Regions from separate parts of the Homo sapiens genome. Here region 2 is linked to region 1. The links are chromatin contacts, found by Hi-C or POLR2A ChIA-PET in ENCODE. All regions are on one chromosome and are shown on one strand. The core of a region is the stretch at or near the end of the contact, and the rest is flanking DNA. Distances in the headings are between cores, read along the strand shown.

Region 1 (2,715 bases), core at 63-2,562:
CTGTGCAGGTGTCTTCACCTCTGCATTAGGCATTCGATGTCAGGCCATGGCTGAGCATCCATCCTCTCTATGCTAATTTTTTCCAAAAGTCAAGAGTTTGGAAGAACACTAATGTGTTTTTCTTCCAGCCTTTCCTATACAAATGACAACATCATTACCCTCAGCTTTTAAAGTGCAAGTCTGTACAGAGATCCCAGAGTCAAGGAGGGCGCCTGAGTCATTTGAAATAATTACCTTTTTTTTTTCCTGCCTGAGTCTTGCATATCTGTGAATCAGCAATGTGGAAACTGGGCTTCAAAAAAATTAAGGGAGGCTTAAAGTGAGCAAAGCAGAGAAGAGCATTGGCAAGAGCTGAGCGCTGCCACAGCAGGAACATCATGCCGATCGTCATCTAAGGGAGCTCATGGTGCTGTCTGCCTCCTCTTAGCAACATCCACACAGGCTGGTACAGTCAGATCATTGTGACTTGGACAGGGATGAAAATACTCAGCTGACACCAATAGCTCCCAGCACAGCCAGGGTATTCTAGAGGTGTGTGGTGTCAGGACAGCCTGTGCGGCCTCATTTATTTACCTGAGTCATCTGAACAAAGCGGTGACTGGCTTTGCCTGGCTCTGGCAAGGACTCGCAACAAAGCCAAAGCCTCTTCCTCCACGGCCTTTGCTCCTGCAGCACAGCACTGGCATCTTTTTAGCATCATAGACACTGTCACGTGGCAATCAATGACAGATGAACTGTCCCTTCCCTGGGCCACAAGCTCTTCAAGGCGGGAGCCTCAGCCCAGTTTCTTCCATGTCTCCAGCGCCCAGCACAGGGCCTGGCTTCTAGCTGGTTTCTGATGAATAAACGAATGGCTATAGAGATGTACTCTTCAAAACACAAGGGGCTTCTATAGTGGCAACATGTTCAGTAGCACAGTGCTGTATTGGTTCTTTACAGCTTGCAGGACCCAAAGAAGGAATGATTTTTGTTTCCCGGGAAAGGTGTACCTCGTGGGGGCACTGCTCAAGGGAAGGTGCCCACAAGTTGGGGATCAAGGGAGGCACAGGTTGATCAAAGCCCCTGGAATTGAAATGGAGGTGTTCATCCTGCGGAGGCTCCGAACATCTGAGGCAGAGCCTCGATTCTCCAGGAAATTGACTTTGCCGGAGAACAAGGCTGGGGAAGGCAGGCTGTCCTAGGGGAGGAGTCGTATTTCAGCCCCACTGAGACCCCAAAGGCGCACTCCCATGCTTTACCCCAGCTGTCCACCAGGGGGCAGGCAGAGGCAAGAGAAGAGGAAAGCGGGCGGCTGGTCAGGCCCAGCACATCCAGCCTGGCATCCCACACGCTGGGCTGCCTGACTCAGACAAAGCCAGGCCGCTCCTCCTGCCTGTTGTGGCCTCTGTGATTTTATATGGTTTGGCCTGTGACATCAGACACCACGCGACCATGGTAACCAAAGTATACAGCCTGGAGTGAATGTTAATAAACAGGAAAGAAATGATACCTGGTGTCTTGCTTTACTCACCATTTGCGGTCTTGTTATCCACGCCTAATGTCTCCTTTATTACCACGAGCAATCGAGATGTACCTGAATTCAGCAAGTTTTAAAAATGAAAAGCTAAACTGGGGAAATGTGAGTTGGTTTCCTTGTTTAACTAACTTTGAAAATAGTGCCATGAGTGACCACTGCCTCTTGATATCCTGCTCAGCATTCCTCTTACGTACAAACATGTAATTTAAAGGGAAAATTATTTCCTTGACAATCCCCACATGCCTTCAAAAGTCATTTTCCCCAAAGAAACGTCAGGTGATGGGATCCCTTAATTGGTTAAAGTTTTTCCTAATATCCTCAAGGATTGAAGAAAAACAGCACACCTGTCTTCCTATACAAATTATCATCCTATACAAATTAATGGGCCCAGAGGCCCAGATCTAAAACAAACTAGGACTGAGTATAAAGGAATAAATGTTTTACCAGGCCAGATCACAGAAGTGAAAATCTTTGTGTAGAGATGAGAGCTGCTTCATACAACATCAGAGAGTTTGAAGGTTATAGTTCTCCTGCCTACCAAGAATATCTGATTAGAAGCTTTTTAAACTTTGCCTTAGTGAAGTTAAAGACTCTTTAATAAATTGCATCTTTAATTAGAATAAGAACAAACCAATCATATTACATGAACCAATAGAGAATGATAAAACAGTCCTAAAAGAAATGGTTTTCTAATGGAATCAGAATTCATATGCAAACCTTTTCATGCTGCAGACTTTTTTGAAAAGTCCCGATTTCATTCCAATAGTATTCACAGCTGAGAAATATCTTTTAAAGATATAGCATGATATCAAGTTACTTTAATAGTTTGCAAAATGCTCTCAAGAATTACCTAAAAATATGCAGTTTCTATGATACCATAGATGAGTTCATCTAAAATTGTTTGATCTTCAATTAAAAACATAAACACACTTGGATATATTTGGACACAGATGTTGCCAGAGTTTCCAGATTTCATTGTTCAAAGGTATTTCATAAATATGAAAAAATGTGTTCAGAAGGCGTCCATCTGATTGGGTATTCAGGCTTACAAAGAAAGTAATTACAGGGGCAGAGACTGGGAGTCAGCCCTCATTCATCTCAATTCTCTCTCACATATCAGCATAGCTTGACTTTGATTTTTTAGATGCAAGTAAAGGACATTGATGTAATTCAAATAAATTAGTTTTTTTCAAATATCC
Region 2 (2,715 bases), core at 67-2,566, 700 kb after region 1:
TGAGCTTCCTTAGGGCACATGTTTCTCAAACACGGATGTCTCCCTCAAAGCCCCAGATTTAGAAAGCCCTAAAGGTACTCTGACTGGCACTTTGGCATTGGCAGGAAAAGCCAAAGTCTTAAAGAAATAAATGACATTAAGGCAAACTCTACTTGCACAAATCTTACTGAGATTAAATTCATGAGGAGGTTGGTTAGGAGAAAAGTCCAATCCAAACAATTTTATTCTTACTCTTTCTTGTTTTCTTTTCCTTCCCATGGGGCCAGCTGTTGGAAAGGTACTGAAGTAGAAAAAATGATATTCATTGCCTTTACCCTCCTTCCCATGCTTTTTCACCTTCCAGGTGCCCCTACCCCTTCAGGTGCCCTCCTTCTCCTGCCAGAAGAACAAAACCTCTCTGAGGAATCCATTCCAAGGGAGTTTTCACAGAATGGAAGTTTTCTGAGGAGGACCCAACTTCATCTAAAAGAAGAAATAGTACAAGTTCTGATGCGGTTCCTGTGCCAGTGTGAATATATGAAACAAGAAGCCTATCCCAGCACATCTTCAACTATATTCCCTGGCACCTAATGACTGCCTACCACATGAACCATCCCTGCCTCTAGAAAGGTCCTTATTTCCCTTCCTTTCTTTCTACTCATATCTCATGTTCTCATTTCTTCCTAATTTGGTCTCCCTAGAAATAGACTTTTTTTGCTTTTGCACTCCATTTTCCTTTGGTACATTTCTCCAAGAGCAAGTTGTTTCTAGAACAACCTTTGGTCTGAGACCCAGGACTTTTTGAGAGCTAAAGGAGGGAAGAGAGTGATGAAGAAAGGGAAAATCGGGCTTTTCAGCAAATCATTCTTTACTATCGGGCTACTAGGCTGCAGAGTAGAAGGACATTCAGGCAAAGAGTTCACTCAGAAGTATTTTCTGAAAGTTGAATATACTCTCCTTAGTCACTTCATAATATCTTGTAAAAAGACGGTGGTGAAGCAAATGCTGTATCAGCTTTAGCCACTCTGGGTTTCACCATTTTCCAACAAGCTGCCATTCAGTTGTCCATTATCCATTTTTAGCAAAAGGGCAGTGAACTTATTTAATTGCAGAATAAAAAGTGCCTAATTTTATACAACCCTTTAATCTGACTCTTCAAGTAGGATACAGACCAGCCTCCAACATTTAATGTTTCCTGAATCAAATCTACTCTGGGGCTCACCCACCCTGAAAACAACCACCCAAGTACTAAACACCCTTCAAATGACATCTTGTCTAGCTGTCAGAACAGAAAAACTCAAAGCAGGCCTGATGGTGACAGACTGTAGCATCCCTGCCAGCGTCTGGAAACCTGGATGCCGTCAAGTGGCAGAGCTGCGAGGCTCAAAACCAGCTCAGGGGCGAAAAACGCTGTTGGAAACCACCCATCTCTGCCGATGCCTATCAAGCTGGCAAAAGAATCAAGCTGAGAATAATTTTTTTCTTTTTGGCTAGCATATTGAAATCTGTAAACCTCTTTCTGCAGAACAGAAGCTGTTGAGGTTTTATTTTTTTCTGACTTGAGCCAGAGCACATGGGAAGAGCTTGAAACCTAACTTTGCCAAGTATCAGGGTGGGGTGAGGAGAATTTATCTTCACAGTGATGTTATTAGAAAGAAACAAAATGGCCTGTAGGGTGACCAACTGTCCCAGTTTGCCCAGAACTGAGGAATTCCTAGGATGCCAGACTTTCAGTGCAAAACTGGGATAATTCTGGGCAAATCAGGATGGGTATTTATCCTAAGAGTGGATTGAAGTGGCCTAAATTACAGTGCTAAGGAGTTTAGGCCTCATACAAAAGGGTTTCCAGGCAAGCAAAATTTTAAGGGACCATCTTCACCCAGGATGAAAACCCCTGAAGCAGATTACCCATTCATTTATATACAAATTCTAGTGGCAGGAAATGTTGAATTGTTAAAAGTAGAAATAGAAATTCCAGCTGCCAAGTTGGCTTTCAGGCCAACTTGAATTGACCCTTGGGAATGTACCTACTCCTTGCTCCCAACTATATAGCTGCTCTCTCTGAGAGCTCTGCCCTGCCCCCATCCCCAATCTAATCTCTTCACACTGCCTATTTTGCAAGAGCAGCTCTCAGAAAGACCTGACAAGGGCTTTTCCCATCGGATGGCCAGTAAGCATCTTACCAGAAGTTAATAGCTAATAACCTGTTTACAGAACCAACAAAGTTCAGACGTAGAAAGCACCCGAAAGATCATCTAGCCCGAGTTTGTCAAAGCCTGGCATCAGGCTGACTGTGTACAAATCACCAGAGGATGGTTATCAGTCAGTCTAAGCTAGGTTAGGCTGCGCTAACAAGCTCCACACCTCAGCGACATGTAACAAGCCCTCAGGCTTCTTTTTCATTGCAGGTAGGCAGGGTGCTCTGCTTATGGTGGTCACTTGGAGATCCCAAAGTGGTTGCTTGCAAAGCCAGAGGGAAAAACAACCTGGGACAGTCTCAGTCTGGCAATTCCATGCTCCAGTCAGGAAGAGACACTTGCCCCTTCTACTTCCCACTCAGTGGCCAGAACTGTTCCCATGGCCCCACCTCACCACAAGGGGGCCACAAAATGCAACTCTACTTGGTTCCCAGAAGCTAGTGGGACAAAAAATAGTCGGTAAATGGCACCAACCAGTATCACAAAAAGACTAGAAAATGCAGGTTCTGTTTGGTTGGTTGGTTGGTTTTTTTGTTTG

What was found. Hi-C counts contacts between places; a loop is a spot of excess contacts on that map. ChIA-PET counts read pairs that join two places held with the same protein, here RNA polymerase II (POLR2A). Pooled maps may share reads with other maps.
Region 2: a map of HepG2 shows a loop between it and region 1 (9-fold over the local background). The contact joins the enhancer-like site here to the promoter of LINC02029 in region 1. A Hi-C loop is called at or near these places in 1 of 168 maps with a recorded cell type or tissue (HepG2) and 4 of 50 pooled maps. POLR2A ChIA-PET finds 5 or more read pairs at or near these places in 1 of 52 experiments (BJ).

The regions. Positions count from the first base shown.
Region 1 is chr3:157,080,438-157,083,152 of GRCh38, reverse strand. It overlaps LINC02029 (long intergenic non-protein coding RNA 2029), which reads right to left and starts at 1,312. Exons shown (of 3, transcript NR_135546.1): 1 at 235-1,312. LINC00880 (long intergenic non-protein coding RNA 880) reads left to right here. Exons shown (of 4, transcript NR_034007.1): 4 at 1-1,486.
Region 2 is chr3:156,382,508-156,385,222 of GRCh38, reverse strand. All of the region lies in intron 1 of KCNAB1 (potassium voltage-gated channel subfamily A regulatory beta subunit 1), which reads right to left. Among named protein-coding and RNA genes, the nearest start is that of KCNAB1-AS1, 63 kb to the left of the region's middle. Within about 2 kb of position 1,316, at least 2 of the 41 ENCODE cell types and tissues checked have a DNase peak (open chromatin) inside an H3K27ac peak, as active enhancers do.